3 separate regions of the Homo sapiens genome follow, and regions 1 and 2 are each linked to region 3. The links are chromatin loops, found by intact Hi-C in ENCODE. Cell type or tissue: A673. All regions are shown on one strand. Region 1 has its middle 50 kb from the start of GMNC. Region 2 has its middle 5.6 kb from the start of SNAR-I. Region 3 has its middle 150 kb from the start of OSTN.

Region 1 (8,000 bases), 240 kb before region 3:
AAAGATAATAGGGCTTTTGTTTCTAATTTTGATTTTTAGTGGAGAAAGTCATTAGTGATTACATAGCTTTACTTATACACTTATAGAGGTAAAAATGAAGACCAGAGAACAAAAGAAGCACTCGAGGTCATAGAGCTAACTCACTGCAGAATACACTAACGTCTTAATCTCTTAGACTCTTTACACCAAATTTTTCAGGGATGGTTATCTTGGTATCATGAAGCACTTGCAAAATGTAATTATATAATCCATCATTATTATTATAATAACTTCCTTAGGAAAAATGACTGGAACCATTAACAGAGATTATCTTGTGGAATAAGATTGCAGGTGATTTTATTACTTTTGCTGTTATCCGAATTTTCTAAAATTTCTATATAAATACTTGTTACCTTAGTGATAATATACATTTTGGCATTTATATTAGCCCTCATTTTCTGAGTGTTCTGCTAGGCGCTTCACATGGATCAGTTTTGTTACTTAATTTTTATAAGCCATCTCAATAATAGGTTCTTGTAAACGTGTATTGAACATAACAGAATCCAAAGGTAACACGACCAAAAGGTTACTCTAAAAACGTACCCTTTCTACTCCTACAATTCTTCTTGAGATGCCTGCTTGACTTCAAGGGCAATGTTCTCCTAGTAACAACAGGTGATTCCAGAGAGGGCTCAAATTTTAATGCTTTTCTAAGAAGCCACATTAAAGTATGAAGAGGAAAGTTTCTATTCTAAATGGGTCTACATTGCTCTCAGGTCACTGACCAGGAACATTTACCCCACAGAGTCAGCAGAGAGGCAGCTGTTCTGGTTGTTTTTTAAATCTGTACAAATAAACAAAGACTTAAAGTGATCAATTATATTTGTACCCATTAAATACTAAACATGAAAGTCTTCAAAATGAATAGTGGAAGCGGAGGAATTTGGTGGTAGGTTTTATGTCTCCTTTTATTTACTAAGATGCCCCCACCCTTTTTGGCTTGCTGTCTAACACAGGACTCAAAGTTGCAAATTAAACAATAGACATCAATTATGCTTTGAGGGGCCCCCCAGCTTGCAACCAGTGTTAATAACTAACCATGAAGACTAAGTATCACTCACACAGACCTTTAGAAGTAATTGTCTCTGTTTCGTCTGGGACAAGAAGGAACACGACTCCCTGTGTTTGGTCCTGCTCCAGCTCATACTTTGCAGTGATGACTTTTGTGTCCAGCATTGGATGTGCCTTACATGTTTCTCATGAGTTAAAATCCCACAACTCATCTTGAATGCCTTTCTGGAGCAGAATAAGATTTAAGGAAACCTACAGGTAGGAGGCTTCTCTTGTAGAATTTGCAGCTCTGGGCTTCAGGATGCTCACCCCTGAATGCACATAGAAGTTGCCAGTGTGTCTTTTGGCCTGCTTCTTGTCTCCTGTAGCTTTTGGGTCTAGAAACAGATATGGCTGTAGTCATTCAGAAACCAAAAAAGCTGTCCAGAGACACATGAGATCATTCGCCAAGCACTACACTCTGACCCTGCGTCGCCTCACTTTGGAGCCAGGTCAGTGAGTGTTGTCTCTTGTACTCTTCTAGGAACTCAGAGTTATCCCCTGAGTGGGGAAGGCTGCTGACCATCACTAGCGTCTTCCCTGGACCTGCTCCCTGACAAATCCACATGCTCTCTGGATTTTGAGTGGCTTGCAAAACTCAATAAAATTCCACCTATGCCCCCAAAGAATTCAAGTGTAATATTAGAGTTAGTAGCCACTGCTATCATCACTGTCAGGAGTCAGAGGTGATAAAAGCTGTTTATGGTTCAGAACCAGATTTATGGATCCACAAACTCTCTGGTGTAGCCTAGAAAAGGTAAGAGAATACTTCTCACCTTTGATATGCAGTCGAAATCTCCAGTCCTTTATTTACGGAGGAGAGTGGCTATTTTTGAACACTAACACAATGACTCTGGCTTTGCTGCCTAACTACGAGGAGAGTTCCAATTTCTACCTGGGCCCAGACCCCTGATTACTGCTCGATGATCCCCTAGGTTATCTCTTCTTTGACCTCCATGACAACAAACCATTATGTGGGTGGTTAGCATTTGCCTGTCTCTGGACCCTGATGTTAGCCTACTACTCTTTTTCTATTACATGTAACTGGCTGATCTTTCATGTCTGCTTGTCTCCCATGGACATCCAAATAACCATCTCTCTGTTTCACCCCTGGTGGAAAAAACATGAAAATCCATGTTTGTGATCTGTATTTGTAAGTCAGAGAGCAGCTTTGTTACCATCAAATGCTATATTTTTATGATATTGACATCCTATAATCAGAATCATTCTTTGGAGCACAGATCAAAGAGAAAACAGAAAGCCACAACAGTTCCCAGTACTGTAATTACAAAACAAAATAAACAAGCAAAACATATGTTGGGCGTTTCATATATTGGGGTACCTGTTCAGTATCAATGTGATACCATGAGTAAATTTTTGTTGTTTCTATTTTGGTCATCAATTTTCTTATCTATAAAAAAAGACAGTTGCACTCACTGTTCTCCAGAGTCCTTCTGAGCACAACTCACCTAAAACCCCCTTTTTAAAACATCAAACTGTATATTAACAGCTAACCTTAAATGAGAAGATAGTCAGGAAAACCAAGTGTGTAATTGTGGCTTGGAGGATGGGATTAGGAGTTGCCCCAAACTGTCCTGTGCTTCCTGTCTGTATCAGCTTCGGTGAGTGCAGAAAAGACTGACCGTGTCTGTGAACACTCACATAGATGTTTTGACTACTTGGTGGTGAGCACACCTCTTTCAGGTAGGATAGGCTCTTTCTCTGAGTCACTGACCAGCCCTTGTTGACTGTAATCATCAGAGGAATGAGAATATTATCCACGGAAAAAGGGATTATTGTTTTTTTCCGAGGATCACAAAGAGACTTGTAAATAGTCCTTTAATTCCATTTTTCTCAACTCAAGAAGATACCACACTTGTAATTCCTGCCTGCAACACAGCTTGGATTGAATTGTCATGAAAAGTGCCATCTAATTTCAGTAGCTAACCATGACTACTAGTGACACTTGTATGTGTTTAGCCTTTCACTGATGTTTTTACATCTATTATCTCACTTTATCCACAGAATAGCACACCAAGGCAGGTGCAAGAGATATGATCATTTAACCGATAAGGAAACTGAGACTCACAGAAGTAAAAGCACTTGTCTGGGTCGCACAACTAAAATCTGGATTTTCTGACTCCAAATGGTGATTTTTCTTCACAATCTCAAATATGGAGATATTTTATATTCTTCCTGATGTCACAGTGCCATCTGTATTCAGTAGCTATTGACCATATATTGTAAGTTCAGATATTATAGTCTATTACATGCCTCTAATAGTACACGCAAAAGCAAGTATGTCATCATGGCGTTCCTCTTTATAATACAAAGTCACTCAGGTGCATCTCTAATAAACGGGATGGTTTCTTGCGGCGGCTTTTGCTAGAGTTGCCTAATACCACCCAGTCAGGGAAAAGGTACACTGGGCAAGGAGGGCTAACCCTGTGCTTCCACTGGAAACAAGCCTAAATCTTTGTACACGTCCGCTATTGATTCCTAATTATCACCAGGAGATGGCGCTGTGCATTAGTAAACATCCGGCTTACAAAAGTACAGGGTTTCAGGGAAAGAATCACTGGGGAGATGGTAAATGAGACAAATGTTTGTGAGGGAAAAAATATTGAACAGCTGATGCAGGACGAAGGCACATTTGTGGGATTTAGAAGATGGAGTATAAAATTGTGACTTTTTCATGAGGCATGTAAAACAATTATTTTGCTGTTACTTATTAGAATATTGCTGGAGAGTCAAATCAAACAGAAATTGTTCTATTCAACGCAATGGGTAGGTGCTCAGTAATACGGGCGAATGTTTGCACTCTGTTGACATCAACCTAGCTCTAGAAATGTTAAATGATTATCCAGTTATTTCCCAATCCGAGAGTTCTTTCTTCTTTGCCCAAACTGCTTACTCCAAGCTGTGTCAGCTATGAAAGTAACCTTTGTCTCTTACGATGATCCTCCTTGTGCTTATTTTTGTATGTAAAAAATTTTAGGCTCATAGCTTTTTAATGAATTTAAGAAAAAAAAATGTGTTCTTGTTTATGTTACTGTTTCAATGAGAGTGAAGTGTTTTCACATCTTGCAGACTTAGAGCCCCCTCGATTTCATCAAGGTCTTGCAGTCTGAGGGTCTAGCAGTGTTGTAGTTTCAGTTTCAGATATACGTCTAAGATTTTTTATTTTTGAGATCTCATAATCTTGCAGTATTTATTCGTAGGTTATTACTTAAAAGAAAGTCCCAAACAAGTGGCCAAGAAATTTAAAAGAAAGTTAAAATGAGTCTAATTAAAGCTGAAATTAACGAAAATTCTGATAACATCAAAATTTTAGCGTTTTGGTGGCCCAAAGTATTTGGGGGCTGAGCCAAAAAGAAAAGAAACAACTACTTTGATTCCTAGTGATTCCATTCTAAGCCCTGCCAGATGGATTAAAGCCACAACATCTCTACAGACATTTCAAATTCTGCTTGAAGCAACAAACTGATCAGTCCTTTACTCTAGCTAACAGAGGAAAACAGAGGAAAGTGGATCACTTCTTAGAGAAAAAGAAACAAATAAAACTATATATATAAATATATGCAGTATATATATTTTATGCATTATACATATTTTATATATATTCATATATTATATAGTATATATACTATACTACATATATACTGTATGTACTATATACTATTATATATAGCATATATGTAGTATAGTATATATACTACATATACTATATATAATATATAGTATATATAGTATATATACTATATGTGATATATATACTATGTATATATGCATTACTTCAGTATTTCCTTTTATACAATATATTAGCATAAAATGAAAATTATAAAACATGAATAAGTAGGAGAATATGACCTATGACAAGGAAATATTCAGTAAATAAAAAGACATTTAACAACCAAATGTTTGAATTATTAGACAAGAACTTTGAAACAATCATACAAATATATTAAAGAATTTACAGGAAAGGACAGATATGATGAGTGAGAAAATAGGACATTGCCGGATAAACCTGAAAGCAATTAAAAAATAGAAAATCTAGAACTAACAAATATAGTATCAGAAATAAAATTATTGAATGTGATTAAAAGCAGATTGAACATAACAGAAGAATGTATCGGTGAACTTTCTGTTTGTTGAGTCAATAGAAATCATCCAATATAAAGCACTCAGAGAAAGAAAATACAGAAGAAAATGGACAAAGTCTCAAGGACTTCCGAGAAACTATAAATTAGTCAAATATAGGTATAAATGGAGAGCTGTGAGGACAGAAGAGAGGACACTGAACAAAGCAGCATTTGAAGAAATAATGGATACAAGTTTTCAAATATGATTTCTGAAAACACAATTTATAGATCCCGGAAGCTCCAACGACAAATTCCAAAGACAGTGAGTGCAACAAACAGAAAAAACTATACTTAAGAATTTCCTAGGAAAGCTGCTGCAAACTAAACATTAAAAAATACAGTCATGCATCACTTAACCATGGAGATACATTCTGAGAGATGTGTTGTTGGTGATTTTGTTGTCATGCGGACCTCATAGTGTGTACTTACACAAACCTAGATGGTATGTTTACTATAAACCTAGGCTATATGGTATAGCGTGTTGTTCCTAGGCTGCAAACCTGTGCAGCATGTTACTGAACCGAATACTGTAGGCATTTGTAACATAATGGCAATTATTTGTGTCTCTAAACATATTTAAACATGTAAAAGGTACAGTAAAATACAGTGTAAAAGGTTAAAAAGTGGTACACTATATAGGGCACTTGCCATGAATGGAGCTTGTAGAAGAACTGGAAGTTGCTCTGGGTGAGTCAGTGAGTCAGTAGTAAGTAAATGTGAAAGCATAGGACATTACTGCACACAACTGTAGATTCATAAACGCTGTACACTTAAGCCACACTAAATTTATTAAAAATGGTTTTCTTTCTTCAATAATAAATTAACCTTAGCTGACTATAACTGCTTTACATTACAAACTTTTTAGTTTTTTTAACTCTTTTGTAATAACACTGAGTTTAAAAAACAAATACATTGTGTAGCTATATACAAATATTTTCTTTCTTTATATCCTCACTCTTTGTTTCTACTTTTAAATTTTCTTTTTTTAAACTTTTTTTTTGTTCAAAACAAAAAATAAACACATATATTAGTCTAGGCCCACACAGGGTCAGGATCATTATACCATTCTCGTCTGTCTCCACATCTTGTTACACCAGACCGTCTTTAAAGGCAGTAACATGCATGAAGCTGTCATCTATGATAACAGTGCCTTCTTCTGGAATACCACCTGAAGAACCTGCCTGAAACTGTCTCACAGGTAAATCTGTCTATATATCTCTATCTATCTATCTATCTATCTATCTATCTATCTATCTATCTATCTATAATCTAATTAGAAGGACTATACTCTGAAGTAAAGATAAAAAGTGTAGTATGGGCCAGGCGCTGTGGCTCATGCCTGTAATCCCAGCATTTTGGGAGGTAGAGGTGGGTGGATCACGAGGTCAGGAGATGGAGACTATCCTGGCTAACAAGGTGAAACCCCGTCACTACTAAAAATGCAAAACATTAGCCTGGCTTGGTGGCATGCACCTGTACTTCCAGCTACTTGGGAGGCTGAGGTAGGAGAATCACTTGAACCTGGGAGGTGGAGGTTGCAGCGAGCTGAGATCACGCCACCGCACTCCAGCCTGGGTGACAAAGCGAGACTCCGTTAAAAAAAAAAAGTGTAGTATGACAAATACATAAACTACTACATAGTCACTTATTATCATTTTCAAGTGTTATGTAGTATAGAAAATTGTGTATGCTGTATACCTGGAAGCAGAGTTGTCTTCTTTACCCTAGCATCACCACAAACACAGAAGCATAGTATTGTGCTATCATGTTACAATGGCTATGAGTTCGTCAATAAGTGATAAAAATTTTTCAGTTCTATTGTAACCTTATGAAACCATCATTTTACATGTGGTTTGTTCTTGACAAAAACATTGCTATATGGCACATGACTATATTTTAAAAGAAACTAGAGAAAAAGAGACATTTATATAGTAGAACAATAATAAGAATGACAAAATCTCATTAGAAACAGTGGAGGTTAGAAGACAATGACAAAAGTATTTAAAGTGCTGAAAGGAAAAAAGAACTGTCAAACTCAATCTCTATGTACAGAAAAAATAATTTTATAGGTAAAGTTGAGGCATTTCACACAAAACCTGAGAGAGGCCAGGTACTGAGGCTCACGCCTGTAATCCCAGCACTTTGGGAGGCTGAGGTGGGCGGATCACAAGGTCAAGGGATTAAGACCATCCTGGCCAACATGGTGAAACCCCGTCTCTACTAAAAATACAAAATGTAGCCAGGCATGGTGGCGGGTGCCTGTAGTCCCAGCTACTCGGGAGGCTAAGGCAGGAGAATTGCTTGAACCTGGGAGGTGGAGGTTGCAGTGAGCTGAGATCGTGACATTGCACTCCACTCCAGCCTGGTGACAGAAAGAGGCTTTGTCTCAAAAAAAAAAAAAAAGAAAAAAAGAAAAGGAAAGAAAAGAAAACCTGAGAGAATATACTGCAGTAAGACTAATACAGGAACATAAAAAGAAATTCTTCAAGCTAAGAAAAATTACATCAGATGAAAGTCCAGTTCTGTAGAAATATATGAAAATAACCAGAAAGTGTACATATGTAGATAAATATAAAATATCTTTTAACTCTGTCTAAACACACACTCACACACTTCTTATAACACCTGTGTTTATGCAGAAGTTATTTAGGAGTCTATAACATATGGAATTGAAATACATGTTAACAAAAGTACAAAAAATATGAGGGGCAATGAAATTATGTTACTGTAGGGTTTTTAAAGTGTTTATGAAATAGTCTGACATTATTT
Region 2 (8,000 bases), 170 kb before region 3:
TTTAAGAACATAAACCTTTTCTTTCTCAGGAGAAATTGTAGTCCATACCCAATCTCTGTAATGATTGATAAAACATCTTATATCTTTCATTTTGCTTTATGTTTTCATTTATCTGGCCTTTTTTTTAGCACTTTTTACAGAATATATTTATTTTTTATTTTGATCGACATGAGTCTTTCCCAAAATCAAAAAATCAGAAGAATTAGTCTTTATGTTCACTCAGCAACTTGCTTGTTCCATGAAGTTAGACATTGCTTTTTCTGTAATCCTTAAAGCATAAATAATACCTGACTTTGATTACCTCTTAGAATTACTACAATGATGAAATAATCTATATGTACTTTCTAAACCATTTATCTGCAAGGTGTTGTAAATACTTCAAGGAAATATTAACATACAAGTAACTAAGGATAAAAGCTAGCAAATTTATTTTGTTATATAGCTGACAAAAATCTGTTGTTACTAAATTATATATATAATTAATATACAATTTCTAATATATATTAGAAATTTCGGCTGAGTTATCTCTTGCTCTTTCTCTGTGTGTGTGTGTGTGTGTATATATATACATATATATATAACTACACTATTTTTATAATTAATAGACTTTTTTTGGTACTTTTAGCTTTACAGAAAAGTTAAGTAGAAAGCACAAAATTCCTATAAACCCCCTTACCCTCACCCTAGGTTTCTGCTATTATTAACATGTTGCATTAGATGGCACATTTGTTACATTTCATAAACCAATGTTGATACATGCTTGTTAACTGAGTTCCATAGTTTACATTAGTGTTCATTTCCTGTGTTGTACTTTCTATGGGTTTGGACAATTGTCTGATGACCTGTAGCCACCATGACAGTGTCATACGAATAACTTCACTGTTCTAAAAACCCCTTGGTTCACATTTTATCTTTCATTTTTTATTTTCCATTTGTATTTTCTTAATTTTAATGTTTCTAGACCTTTTTTTCTATTCAATCTTTACTCTTATGTGCTTGATAAAGTTGGTATTCATTACATTTTTCACCTTGTTAATTTGGAAATCATTCCTTATTTTTATTATTAAGTGGCTGTCTTTCCTTCTGGATGTTCATACTGAGACACATTTCTCTCTATTGCTATGAATACCAAACTGTTATAATAATAATATTTATCAAGTATATACTGTGTGCCTTTTTGAAATGTTGGAAATCTATATTTTTTTTATTATAGTTAATAATCTATAATAATTTGTAGTATCTAATTCAGTTCTCACAACACTCCTATAAGAGCTAGGGATAATTATCATATCTAACTACTGAGGAATTGAAGCACTTACCTTATGTTACGCAGCTAGTAAGAAGTGGAACTAGTATATTTGAAAACAGGTGGATCAAGTTTGGTCAAAGCTTTGGTACTCTATTTTTGTATATTGACTCTGATAAACTCAATTAGTTATCTCAGGGAAACATTCTAGTTTTTCATTCTTTCCTTCCACTCCAATAAGATTATATTTAAAAACTATTTTTAGCTACCTCTCTCACTCTCATCTGCCCCTCCCAAGAGACCTTTAAAATGTTTTTATGCTCTATTTTATGCACTTATTTCTAGATTTTGCTGAAATAATTTAGAATTTTTACTTCTTACTGTTTTTCTTACCAATTATTTTTACATCACAAATTAAAATGAGATATTACTTTTCCTAGTAGAAAATAAAATTAAAGGTATAACTCAGTGTTGTCAAAACTATAGTCACACAAGCATACATTAGTAAAATGTTTATGTAAAACACTTTGGTAATAGATATAAAGAATATTTACTTAATACCTATTTATTATTTCTACTTTAGGACCGTAATGTAAGAAAATATTAAGAAATGAAGACGTAAATTCAAATGAAATTTTATTTCTCACAACATTTATAGCAAAACATAAAATTTGCCAAAAATTCAATCAAAAACTGAACAGCTTAAATTAATTAACTGGGGTCAGAGAGCAAGCACAGTAAGTGAAAAAAGTGATAGCTAATGGATTATTGCCAGATAATTGGATAAGGTGATATTGTGAAAGGTATCCCAAAGCTACTACAATGTATTTGGATCTCTTTCTCTAGAAAATAGTCTCCGATTCACTTTAGACAACCTTTTGGAGTAGTAATTTGTTGAATAATTTTCTGGACTTGAGGCTCTCACATGAGCAGTTGAATACTCCTGGGTATGAGAAGAAGAAACGGAAGTTGTGGTGAGGGGTGAAAACCATCAACTTGATTTAGTCTAATTAGTGCTTTAATAACATGCCTTAGAGATTTTATATATATGTATGTGTGTATATACATATATATGCGTATATATATATACACACATATATATGCGTATATATATATACACGCATATATATGCATATTTATATATACATATATGTAAAATTGCTATTGGAACTTAGATCTCTTTTTGCATCTAGTCTTCTACCATAGTTCCCTGTACTGAACTATTGTCCAATTTCATGAAGCCTCCAACTTCTTGTTCATTACTGGAACATTTTTACAGCACTTACGTCTTCCCCAACATTTTAGATTCAATGATATTTCCATCAGATTTATAAAACTTTCTTAAGTATAGCTCTCTAAGTTTACTTTAATGTTTCACATAAAAAACAAGGAATCATGTATTTTATATATTATTTTAGATACAGAAACTTGCCAAACGATGTGATGAAGATTTTTGTGGAATGTGCTGATGCTTTGGCTGTTTCTCTTATGTTATTGGTTATATAGTATTGCCTCAGAGTTAAAAGTTTTCTGCAAAAATAAAACGTGATTGACGTTGGTAAAAACACTAATTGTAGAACATTGCACAAGTTTGATTCTCAATATATTTTAGCTTATTAGGTATTTGTCTTTATTTATGATGATGATTGTGAAAATTGAAAATAAAAAAGAACTAAATTACTATGAAGTCCTCTCATTTTTCAAAGTGACTTAGCAGAAATTTATCGCCAAATCTCTACCATTTTTGTCTGGCAAGAAACAGCTCAATTAATGAGTAAACAAGCCAGCCTTGAGGAGTTTTGTTATTTCATTCCATAAAATGATGTAGCATAGAAACTCAGAAATTCTCATCTACTTACTTGCAATTCCCCAGCATACTCAACACTTTTTAAAATTCAGTGCTCACACTGCATTATTCCATGTGGAAGCTTCTTGTCTAACACGTTTTTATTTGTTAGAGTTCCACTGCAGCTATATCTTCCTTATTCACTCACCTCCTACACTGGTATTGTTGGTGAACAGTAGCTCATGTATCAAGTATCCTTAGTACCTGACAGTATGTATTTGGTAATAATATCTCCAGAGCATTCAGCATCACATTCCACAATTGCTAAGATGTAAAAAGTTCTGAGAATTGAAAGGTACTAGAAACAATATTTCCCACTTCTGTACCTTCCTGTTTTCCCCATCAGACTATGACCTGTTTGATGTACCTCTCTATACATACAGCGCGCTCTCACATTCAATACTCATTAAAAAGAAATAGTTGAATTTATTTTTTACAAACTAATTCCCAGAAACGGTATGAAGACAAAAGCCACATACCTAAGGATAAAGCTATGAGGCTGTTTGCAGTTTGTGTTTCTAAAGGTAGCTCATTCTTGGAGATTTCTCTAGAGAGGCATTGTCCTTTGTGCGCTCTGGGAGAAGGATGAGGAGAACAAAAGTTGCACACACTATTTAAGGATAATATATCATGGCTGTTTTAACTAACGACCCCGCTGCCAGTCCATTATCATGAACTAGGATAGGGCAGGAAATCAAGGTTTATTGTTTTGCTTTGGCATTTTCATGTTCTGCATTGTCAGCAATCTCTACTGAGACAGGTGACAAGAAGAGAATAATAGTTAAGTAATAGATTTTAATAAGTGGGGAATTAGTAGCTAAACTTCATTAGTGATCTTAAGACCCACAAATAAAATTCATAGTTTTGCAAATGTTCAATTTAAGAATATTTCCAATCATCTATCAATAAGCTCTCAAGTATGGTAAATTTTAACTCATCATCTTAATCACCCTGTCTCTGGGTTCTCTTTCTTTCTTTTTCTCTTTCTTTCTTTCTTTCTTTCTTTCCTTCTTTCTTTCTTTCTTTTTCTTTCTCTTTCTTTTTTGAGACGGAGTCTCACTTTGTCACCCAGACCGGAGTGCAATGGCGCGATCTCGGCTCACTGCAACCTCCGCCTCCCGCGTTCAAGCGAGTCTCCTGCCTCAGCCTCCCGAGCAGCTGGGACTACATGCACGCGCCAACACCCAGCTAATTTTTTATTTTATGTTTTATTTTATTTTATTTTATTTTATTTTATTTTGTCTTTTTACTAGAGACGGGGTTTCACCGTGTTAGCCAGGATGGTCTCGATCTCCTGACCTCGTGATCCGCCTGCCTCGGCCTCCCAAAGTGCTGGGATTACAGGCGTGAGCCACCGCGCCCGCCCTGGGTTCCTGTTCTTTAAACATATAACTATGATTCCCTAGCCCTTTTCATTAATGTTAACCTCGTTGTTTCCTCCTTTATCCCAATGACTGTTTCCTCATCCCTTACATTCTTCAATTAAAAAAAATCTCATTTTCTTAAAATTTTCTGCTTTTATTCTGCTCTGGGCCTGTTTATTCCAAATCCAAGTCTACAGAGTAGAATGGAATGCTCTGTGGACTAGAAGCCAGGAGACCTGACTTCTACTTGATCTACCACTAACAGCGTAAGCTTAGACAAAGCATTCTCTCTGGACCTTTAGTTTTCCCATTTGTAAGAAGAATGCGTGTTGGAGTTGATGATCTCCATGCTCTTTGAGCCATACATTTTAGACACTAAAATTCTCACATCTGTTTGTCTCACAAATCCTTTGCCAGTGAGCTGTTGCATCCTTCAGACGCTAGAGGGAGCTTCTGGGAGACTTTTCTAATACGTTTAGACTGAAGTAAGGAATAAATGTCCCTTTATCGCAATACACATTCTGATTGAAAAATGTAATTTCTCCTTTTAATTTAATGTAAAAGAAATAAATGTTGCAGTAATTCTAGAATTTTGTATTATTATGACTCTGTAGCATGAAGCTAACTTAATTCGCTTTAAATACCAACCAGGTCTTGAAGTTTTTGTCCTCTATCTTTAAATTTATGAAAATATAGGGAAGCACATTTAGAAACCAATGGAAAATAAGTACAATTATGAGAGTAGGATTCTTTTTAAAAGCCATCATTCTCAACTGAGATAATTCTCTGCTTGATGATATTGTAAAACAGAGTTATGATGCCCCTGTGTACTTTCTAAGAATATGTTTTAGAAAGTAGACAAATGCAATTTGACAACGACCTGTTTAACAATAAAGTTATTATAAACTTATTTATTAAATTTCAAGGAAATCAGGATTGGGAAGTTTGTGAAGAACAAATAAACATCTATTCATCATCCTAAGAATAATGTAGTTTGAGATGAGAAGTTAATTTGCATTTTTATTACTATTATTTGTTAAATTATGAAAACAGTGAATATATTCTTAGATTAAGAAGAGTTAACATGACTTTGATTCTTTGCTTCCTTTGTAGACTATTTGCTTATTCTTTGGGGATCTCTTAGATAATATCTTTAATACTTTTATATTTCAGTGTGTCTTTAGGTGCAGGAATGTTCGTCTCTTGAAGGATTGAAATCGTACATAACTTTTCAGTCTGAGCTTTTATGGCTTTAATTATAATGAATTCTGAGTTATTCTTTTCATTCATTGCCTCTTTTTTATTCTCTTTCTTTATTTCTGGTATTTCTATTATGGGAGTGTTACTAAGTCTCTTCCTAACCTCCATTTTTTTAATTAGGCTGTATCCATTCTTTTAGTCAGCTAATACTTTCAGGTTAGTTTTATTTATTTATTTGTTTATTTGTTTGTTTGTCTGTTTTTGAAACGGAGTATCACTCTGTCACCCAGGCTGGAGTGCAGTGGCACAATCTTGGCTCACTGCAACCTCCGCCTCTGGGTTCAAGCAATTCTTCCTGCCTCAGCCTCCTGAGTAGCTGGAATTCCAGGCGCCCACCACCACGCCCAGCTAATTTTTGTATTTTTTAGCAGAGACAGGGTTTCAACATGTTGGCCAGTTTGTTCTTGAACTCCTGACCTCAGATGATCCACTTGCCTCAGCCTCCTAAAGAGCTGGGATTACAGGCGTGAGCCACCGCGCCCAGCCAAGGTTCTTTCTTATTCCAGCCATATGTATTTGCGACAACCAGTGTCTCCAATTGATTCTTGCTTCTTGTTTTTCAACATGTTTAAATTTTTGAGAATATTTATATCTGCATTTTAAATACTTGTTTTCTCTATTATTTTATTAACTCTTTATTCTCTAGTATTAGATATTCCATTTGTTATCTCACAGTGTGTTCACTTTATTCAGAAGCCTCAAGGATTTTTACTGGAAACTCATCCTCTTTTACATGAGACTCTCAGCTGACTTTTAAGACTAAAAGATTTCAAGGTTGGGATAGGTATAGTTTTGATCCATTTACTGAGTGTTATTCTTTATTTGTTCTCTTTCTATGTCTTTTCTGACCTATCAAAGTTCTGATATGGGAACATAAGATGACAAGCCAACTGACTTAATTGGTAGTATCTCTTTTCCTATTCAGGTATGCTAATTATGTTTAAGCATTTAATTTCTTCTCCCTCTCTCTCTTGCTCTTACTCTTACTCTCAAAATGCTGTTTCTCTAATTTGGAGCACTATTTTTTCATGAAATTCACATAGTTCATATATTACTTGGTGTTAGTAAAACAAATAACATATTTTAGATTGAGTTATTAATGAATACAAATATGGCAAATATTCTATTGAAGGAAAAATGCTACATACATTTTGATTACTCAAATTTAACTAATTATATGCCTGTGTGAAAAATTATAGGGCAGGTGAAAGAATACTAAAAATAAACTGAGAAGATCTGTATTTAAATCCTAGATCTGCTTTTTACTAATAGTTTCATCTTGGTCAAATACCAAGACCTCTGGACTTGGGTTTTTTAATTCATAATATATAATTCATTTCTTCTGCTCTGAATGTACCTGTTAAGGGAGCGTATGCAGCATCCACAGACACACAAGAATACATCAGTGAGAAAAGTCTGTGTGTGTGCATGAGTATGTGTGTGTGAGTGTGTGTGTGTGAATTTGGGTGTTTATCTAATAATCCCCAATGCAGGGGATTATTTTCTGGTAAAATATGATAAAGGAATGCACTTGACTGGATATCTCAGTGAGATGTCTTTGATGTTAAAATGGCTACTTTTATGGAGCAAACTCCCAAGTCCATTTATTCAACTATTACATAAGCATGTATGGCTGCTCTATCTTACCTTGTAGTATGAATGGAACTGAGAGAATGAAGTAGTGGCTATATTGCAAGGGTACACACTGACAGCTGATGACTAGGTGAGCTTTATACACAGGAGCAGGTAGCACAAAAAAAAATTGCAGCACCTGAGAGTGCAGAAAGTAAAAGATAAAGCAGGGCGTTTGCCTGCTTTTTACGGAAAATAAACCTTGTCTAGCAGCAAAACCTGAGCAGATGACTCATGTTCAGAACAGGCAAATGATCAACTCCTCTTTCTGTGGGCAGAAACCAACAAGGGAGTGAAGAAAGGAGAGTAGGCGGAAATGTCCTTCTCTATGGGCTAAGGCAGATGTATAAAGAGAAGAGGAAGTAAGACATTTTTTTCGTCCACAACAGTGACAAATGAATAAAACAATGTGAAAAGTCTTGACAAATTATAAGTTGCAAAAAAAATAAGAAATGTCTTGACATACTGATTAAATGACGCATTTATCTGTTTAAACCACTTTATGCTTTAGATAGAAATTTTTTTTAGAGTGGCAATTTATACGATGCTTATCGCTCTTCTTGGAGCACGGTAGGCATTTAATACATGATGGTTTGTTGTTCGAATTTTTACCATACTTAATGTTCTGACAGCTTCATTCAATATTATCAAC
Region 3 (8,000 bases):
TAAGCCAGGGGTCTAAATTAATTCTTTTGCACGCAGCTATTTAATTGTTACAGCTTCATTTGTTGAAAAGAGTACTCTTTCCTCATTGAATTGTCTTACTATTCTTGTCAAAAGTCAGTTGACAATAGCAAAGACATGAAATCAACCCAAATACCCATCAGTGATAGACTGGATAAAGAAAATGTGGCACATAAACATTATGGAATACTATGCAGCCATAAAAAGGAATGAGATCATGTCCTTTGCAGGGACATGGATGGAGCTGGAAGCCATTATCCTCAGCAAACTAACACAGGAACGGAAAATCAAACACCACATTTCTCACTCATAAGTGTGAGCTGAACAATGAATGAGAATACACGGACACAGGGAGGGGAACAACACACACTGGGGCCTGTCGGGAGGCAGGGTGAGGGAGAGCATCAGGATACACAGCCAATGCATGCAGGGCTTAATACCTAGGGAGTGGGTTGAAAGGTAAAGCAAACCACCATGGCACACATTTACCTAAGTAACAAACCTGCCCATCCTGCACATATATCCCAGACCTTAAAATAAAATTAATTTTTTTTAAAAAAAGTCAGTTGACTATAAACATAAGAATTTGTTTCTGAATAATCAATTCTACTCCATTGATCTATATGTCTATCCTTATTCCAGTAACACAATATCATGTCACATCACTAAAATCAGACATATAGATCAATGGAGTACAATTGGGAATCCAGAAACAAACCCTAACATTATGGTCAATTGACTTTTAAAGAGCGTGCTATGATAATACAATGGGAGAGGCTTCTGGGTCTATGCTTTTCTTATGGGCTGTTTAATATTACTAATTTAATAGCTTTATTTATTATATACCTGTTCAGAATTTTGTTCTTTTTGAGCCGGTTTTAACAATTTGTGTCTTTTTAGAAATTTGTCCATCTCATGTAATTTGTTGGCATCCACTTTTTTATACCATTTCATTTTGTGTTATCGTTATGCATGATGCATCTACATTTGTAACAAGCTCAATAACACATCACTATAATTGCTAATTTATATAGTTTTATGTCTATTAGAGAAGCTGATGAGAAGAAGTAAATATATATTTATAGTGTCTGCTATATTCGCCTTTATTATTCCTTTGAATTTCATTTGCCGTCTGGTGTCATTTTCTTGTTCCAATACTACTTTGCCCCCAAATACCTCCTTTGTGTTGTTTTTGCCAAATGTATTATATTTTTGTATATGTTATAGGTTCAACATTGCATTATATGCTCCTCATTTTATACAATTGTTTTTTGAAATCATTTAAGAAATAAAGGAGAAGAAATACGCTATTTAAATATTTATGATATTTTTGCCAATACATGATAATCTATACTATTACTCTATTTTTTGATGTGACTTGGAATTAATGTGTGGAGTCATCTGCTTTCAGCCTGAAGAACTTCTTTTAGTTTTTCTAGTTGGTTCTTTAATCAAAGAATTCTGTCAATTTTTGTTTTTCTGGGAATGTCTTTATTCACCTCTATTTTTGAAACATGGTTTTCCTAGATATAAGATTCTTGGTAGATGTTTTTGTTTCAGTACTTTTCGAATGTTACCTCACTGCTTTCTAGCTTCCACTGTTTCTAATGAAAAGCCAGCTAATTCTTCTGTTAGGGTTTCCTTGTATGTAGTGAGTCATTTTTCTCTTGCTGCTTTAAAAATTCCCTCTTAGTCTGTGGTGTTTAGAACTTCTATTATGATGTGTGTGTAAGTGCATTTATCCTTCTTGGTATTTGCTGACTTTCTTTACTGTGTAGATTAATGTTTCTCATCAGATTTGGAAATTTTCAGCTAATATTTTCTAATATTATTCAGCTAATAATTTTCTAATATTATTTTCTGTTGCCTCCTTCCTCTGCTCTCCTTCCGATACACTCATTGTGCTTATGTGAGTGTGATTATGGTGCTCTACATTTCTCTGAATCTCTTTGTTTTTATCATTTATTCTCACTGTTCTTCAGATAACATAATCCATATCAATCCACTTAATACTTCACTGATTTTTTCTTCTTCCAGTTTAAATCTACTCTAGTAAATATTTCACTTTTGTTATTAAACTTTTCAATTTTGAAATTTCCAATAGATTGTTTTATAATTCCTGTCTCTTTATTAGATTCACTATTTGATGAGATATTATCATCTTAGCTTTCCTTACTTTTAAGGAAAAGTTTATTGTCCTGTTTATTTCTATGTCTCATAATTCTTTGTTGAAAGTATGATATTTTAAGTACTATACTGTGCTAATTCTGGATGCTGATTCTCCTCACTCTCTTCTGGAGTTGCTTTGCTATTGTTTGTTAATTGGTGAATTGGCTGGATTATTTTAGGAAAGTCTATTTCTCCATCAGTGTATACCTTCTAATATTGCCCCTCCCGGGGGGGTACAGCCTTAGGCATATGCACAGTCACCCAGAGATGACAGTAGGTTTTTTTTTTTTTTTTTTGAGACGAAGTCTCACTCGAGATGACAGTAGTTTTAGCAGGATTCCCTTTGACTTTCTCTAATCTTTTTGTTAAACTGTCTTCTTTGATATTACACTCATCTGTTAGGCTTCTCTAATTGCTGGCTGATTGCTCTATTGTTTTCAACAGAGCACCAGGCCTAAAAAGGATGCAATTAATCCTGGTCCAATTAAATCTAGATAGAGGTAGTTTTTGAGACTAATCTTTGGTATTTGTCCTGACCCCACAAAGGCTCTTCTTAGCTTTCTCTTTCCACAGTTCTCTTTGGTAAGCTAGCTGGCCTGTACTTTGGCTTTTTACCTGCTGTTCATTAAAAAAAAAAAAAAAAAAAAAAAAAGTTGGACCAGGAGTGGTGGCTGACACCTGTAATCCCAACACTTTGGGAGGCCAAGGCAGGTGGGTCACCTGAGGTCGATTTTGAGACCAGCCTGGCTAGCATGGTGAAATTCTGTCTTTACTAAAAATACAAAAATTAGCAGGGTGTTGTGACGGGAGACTGTAATCCCAGCTACTTGGGAGGCTGAGGCAGGAGAATCGCTTGAACCCGGGAGGCAGAGGTTGCAGTGAGCTGAGATCATGCCGTTGCACTTCAGTCTGGGCAACAGAGACTCTGTCTCAAAAAAATAAAATAAAAAGAAAAAAAAAGTTGCAGGTCTCAGCTCCAGATGACCCATTCATATTCTTTTGTAAAACATTTAAAGAGGAAGATAAATTTATTTAAATCATGCCAACTTTCACAGGCACATGAACACATATTCACAAAAACTTCCCCATCAGCCTCAAATTCTCCTTAAAATGAAATTTGTTGAGTTGGCAAACCCCTGAAAATGTCAATGGGGTTTCACTGACAAGATGGATATTCTCACATAATACTTGTGAAGCATTGAGAAAATGGCATTTATACATGGTTGGGTAAAAAAAACTGGATTTTGAACCATTATTACTAGATTGATGTAGCAGGATTTTGGCATGTTTATCTTAGTGTTTGGAATGAAAAGAAGTTTGCATTAAAATTGTGAGAGTTTGGGAAATGAAAAAATTAAAAGAGTTTTTTTTTAAAGTATGACAAGGGGCTTAGAACAGGCTTTTGAGAAAATCTTCAAAGAAAATCTTCAAAATTGAGTCTATGACAGCTACGCTCTATTCTCTGTCCTAGGGCTGTCTTTATGTTTCTTTTCCTTAGTGTGACAAGGATATTTTATAGGAGAAAAATCGTCCCACTATCTATCCCAGTTCAAGATCTATCTGTCTAGGGAAGTTTCAGAAAGATAGTCTGTCAGGTTACTTAACTGTGAGGAAAAGAAAATAGCTTAAATTCAGTTACATAAAGATGTGCATAGAAAGTGGTGTTTTAATAGTTGGTCACATATCATCCTGTCACCTAGGGCACGATGCAGAGGATGAGGCTGGTGGCCACAGCTGGAGCCTTGAGTATTTATGAGTTCGTATATGCATGTGTGTATATAAGAGGAAGGGTATGTGTGTATTGAAAATAGGAATAGAATGAGTGCAGAGAATCTAGAGGCATTAGACGACAACCGGAATGCCAACTCTGAAATGGTGTGGAGTAGAGAGGGTGAATTTCACTAGTTCCCTTTCCCCCGTTATTGAATGGGAAAGCTAAACTAAATGAATCATCCACTGTTAGTAGACTTCATTAACCATCCTCCCCCTAGCTTTATAACCAAATCTCACTTACAAAACGCTATGTCCTACCTCTCTTAATCCCCAGTTCTTTATTTACCTTCATCTGGAGAAGCACAAGTTGTTATTTTTTCTCCGTCAGAGACATTTGCAGCACACATATCAGCACTTTTAGACATCAGGTAGCATCTCTATCTTGGTTCAGCTGTCCTGTGTGCTTTTGTTATTCCCAAAGGTGCTGAGTGACCAAAAGCATGCTTTAGTGTGGTGCCTAACAGCCACCAAGCAAATGTCCTTTGGATTAGGACAATCCCCACACAACACCAGTATAGGAAAAAGCTGCATATGTGCTGCATTTCCACCTTTTATCCACAGTTCGAGTCCTGTATCCAATTTACTTTCCGTATAGGTTTCTAAGTAAGAGATAAGCCAGATAAATTATCTAAATATTTTATTTCATCCTCTGGATTTAAATCACTTTCTCAGAAGAAAGATGCAGTGGCTTTTATGGCCTTCTCTTCAGCTCTACTTTTCGAGTAACTGTTAAATGGCTCCACCATGTGGTTGAAAAATATATTTTATTTACAGAAACCTAACACTACAACAATAAAATTAATCAAATTAGTGTCATTTTATTTATTCATCCAGCAAATGTTAACCTAGCCTATTACGTGTCAGGCTATGTTCTCTGCACTGAGAACACTGTCAACGAAACTAATACAATCCCCGGCTCCTTGGATCTCATGATCACTGTTTATCTTTCCCATGGCTGAGTAGCAGACTATACCTAACATTAAAATAATCATAAAAACACATCTTTTAAGTTGTTTTTATTAGATACAATAAAGCAAGATAAAATAGGCTTTAGTTATGGCTCTGTAAGTAACTGTAAAAATACTTACTTTTCCTCTCTGGGACTCTGTTTATTATAGGTTGTCCTAGATAAATGGCCCCTAACCCTGATAATATGATAAAACAATGATGTATTATTTCTCACAGAAAAAAAAAAGCACATTCCAAAGTTTGTCTGCAAGGTTGGGGTGGGGGTGTTATAACCTCCTGAAATATTACTTACGCTCTGTATGTGTTCACATACAGGTAAAGTATATTATATATACCTATTGGAATAGATACTCTCTATATCCCTTCTACCTATAACAATCTTTGCTTCCCATGATCAGGAATAATTGATAAAAGAATCAATTCCAGAAGAGAACTAGAGCTTATATTCAAGGCTCCTGTCTTCCAAACCTTCCCAACACATCAACTGAGTACTGTAGTTGCTGCACTATAGCCGTTTCACCTTACTGCTTCCTGCTACCTTTACTCAGGAAAAAAGTGCCACGTGAATGGGTGATCATAAAATGTATTGTGCAAACCAGGACAGTTTTGAGAGTGAAGTGGAAACCTGCACAAGTACCTATTTATCTTACAATTTTATTATAAAAAGTAAATTAGTTAAGGTGCTAAATGAGCACAGAATAGTGGTTGGCATATAATAAGCACACTACACATGTCAGTCTTTTATCATGGACAACTAGCTATAGATCTCTCTACTTGTTTTCCTACTATTCCCTCTCTCAAACTCACCCTCCACTCTGCTTCCGAAGGTATTTTTGTAAAGTGCAAATATTCAGGTCCTTTCCCTCCTGAGAAGCCTGTCAATGGATTTTCCACTGCAAATGGAACACACGAATTCTCTTCTATTTGTTTCTCACTATATTCTCCCAACACTCCGCCTTTGATTCAGCCATAGCTCCTGCAAGCCCAGTCTCCTCCCTTCTACCTGCATGTATTTGAATCCAACCTTTGCTATTCTTCCTCCTAAATTTTACCCATCAAAATTCTCCTCATATTTTAAGTCCCTTTGTTCAGGCTCTTCTAGGTAATGTCAGACAGAAATTCGTCTTTCTCTATTTTAATAATTATATTAATTTTAGCTATCATTTATTAAACGTTTTTGTCAGGCACTATTCTAAGCTCTTTACATACCATTACCTTTTTTTTGTTGGAAAGAGAGATCTAGACACATTTAACCATTGTTCAGTGCACAGAGTAGTAAGACTTATGACGGAAGTTAGAACTCTGTTCAATGCAAGGTAGAACACTATGGAAATTGAGCCTGTAGGCGCTGAAATAAGACTGCCAGGTTTCTAATTCTGACTCTATAATTTACTAGTTGTATGACTTTGGGCATGTCTTTTTTTGTTGTTCAATTGAAACTGAGTAAACTCAGTTTCTTTATATGTACAGTTCATAGTGACAGTTGACTCAGGCCTGTAATCCCAGCACTTTGGGAGGCCGAGGTGGGCAAATCACCTGAGGTCAGGAGTTTGAGACCAGCCTGACTAACATGGTGAAACCCCGTCTCTACTAAAAACACAAAAATTAGCCAGGCGTAGTGGCGGGCGCCTTTAATCCCAGCTACTCGGGAGGCTGAGGCAGGAGAATTCGGTTGAATTCAGGTGGCGGAGGTTGCAGTGAGCTGAGATTGCACCACTGCACACCAGCCTGGGCGACAACGCGAGACTCCATCTCTAAATAAATAAATAAATAAATAGGATTGCTCTGGCACTTAAATTGTGAAAATCTGAAACAAAAGATTGGAATTATTTTTTGTTATGTTTCCCACAATGTATTCTCACTGTCAATATACATTGCCTACTCAAGAGAGGCACTTTTCAACTGTCATACAAATATTTCAAATATCACCATGGGGTTACATTGAATACTCACGAAAGGATTCATGGATGTTTCCTGGGTAAGAACATGAAAATAGCTAAAAACAAAATTCTGTCTTCAAAACGAAAACTTCTAAATTTAGATGCAGTCAGATATGGGACGCAGAGTTATGCTGACTTGATTGCCCCGAGTTGTGATTTCTTTAGATGACTCTTTGTCTTGCTTACAGTGTGTCCAATGTAACAACTGCATCCATTAAAAAAAAAAAAGATATAAAACAAGACTCTGAATTGATTTTCAAAGGTTACTAAGTCCTTCACAAACTCATTAAGAAGATGCTGAACAAACAGAAATGCAGTTGCTTAACAAATGTTTACGAAACTGCCTCATGGAAACAGCGTACTATGAAATGTCTTGCTATTTAGGCTGCAATAGGGCTTAAATATGGGAGGGCAGTTGGAGGAGGAGGGTGTGGGTGAAATCATCTCTACTATGGAGGGTAAGTCTTATGGTATAAAAATAAAGACAGAGTTCCGTGATTTTTTTTTCTCCTGATTTTTCCAAATGTTGGACCTTTCCTGACTCCATGCATATATACAGGTGGCAACATCAGGAATAATTCCCAGTATGTTGTGAAGGATGAAAGCAGCACCTTCCAAGTGGTTTACATCCAGCTTTCTATAAACTCTCTTTTCTACAATGCCAGGGTAAACTTTTGCATAAAACCCTTGATCATGTTACACAACTCCTCAAAAATGCCGTTGCCTTTCAGTTAGGATAAAACTCTTCAGCCTGGCTCTCAAGGCTTTTCTCAGAATGACTACAGCATTTCTCCTACATTCCTTCTCAGTAGCTTCCCTAATCACATCTCCATATTCTTCTCCTCCAACTTTAAGCCTTTGATTTTGCTCTTTTTAAAATCTGAAGTATACTTGTTGCTGTTTCCCAGCTTTTCCTGTGCTGGGTGGGTCAACTTCAGTAATAAAAAACGAATATCTAAATATCAATTTGAGGACCAAATATGGTGGTTCATGCCTGTAATCCCAACACTTTGGGAGGCCAAGGTGAGAGGATCGCTTGAGGCCAGGAGTTTGAGACTAGCCTGGGCAATAGTGAGGCTCTGTCTCTACAATAAATAAATCAATAAATATCAAGTTGAACTTTGTGAAATC

Evidence for each region. Peaks named below come from ENCODE experiments on the same cell type or tissue, not always from the same donor. Only the 100,000 strongest peaks of a DNase experiment are listed, where the experiment ranks them.
Region 1: a loop joins it to region 3, with 8 times the contacts of the local background. A loop is called at or near these places in 46 of 110 quality-filtered maps.
Region 2: it touches region 3 in a loop (7-fold over the local background); 66 of 110 quality-filtered maps call a loop at or near these places.

Annotation. Positions count from the first base shown.
Region 1 is chr3:190,808,384-190,816,383 of GRCh38, forward strand. No RefSeq gene overlaps it. Among named protein-coding and RNA genes, the nearest start is that of GMNC, 50 kb to the right of the region's middle. In A673, a CTCF peak has its summit at 3,604 (motif pointing right); a DNase peak (open chromatin) is centred at 3,618; H3K4me3 peaks cover 1,146 bases; H3K27ac peaks cover 882 bases.
Region 2 is chr3:190,879,514-190,887,513 of GRCh38, forward strand. No RefSeq gene overlaps it. Among named protein-coding and RNA genes, the nearest start is that of SNAR-I, 5.6 kb to the left of the region's middle. In A673, a CTCF peak has its summit at 4,892 (motif pointing right); a DNase peak (open chromatin) is centred at 4,898.
Region 3 is chr3:191,046,448-191,054,447 of GRCh38, forward strand. No RefSeq gene overlaps it. Among named protein-coding and RNA genes, the nearest start is that of OSTN, 150 kb to the right of the region's middle. In A673, a CTCF peak has its summit at 4,701 (motif pointing left); a DNase peak (open chromatin) is centred at 4,674; H3K27ac peaks cover 2,681 bases.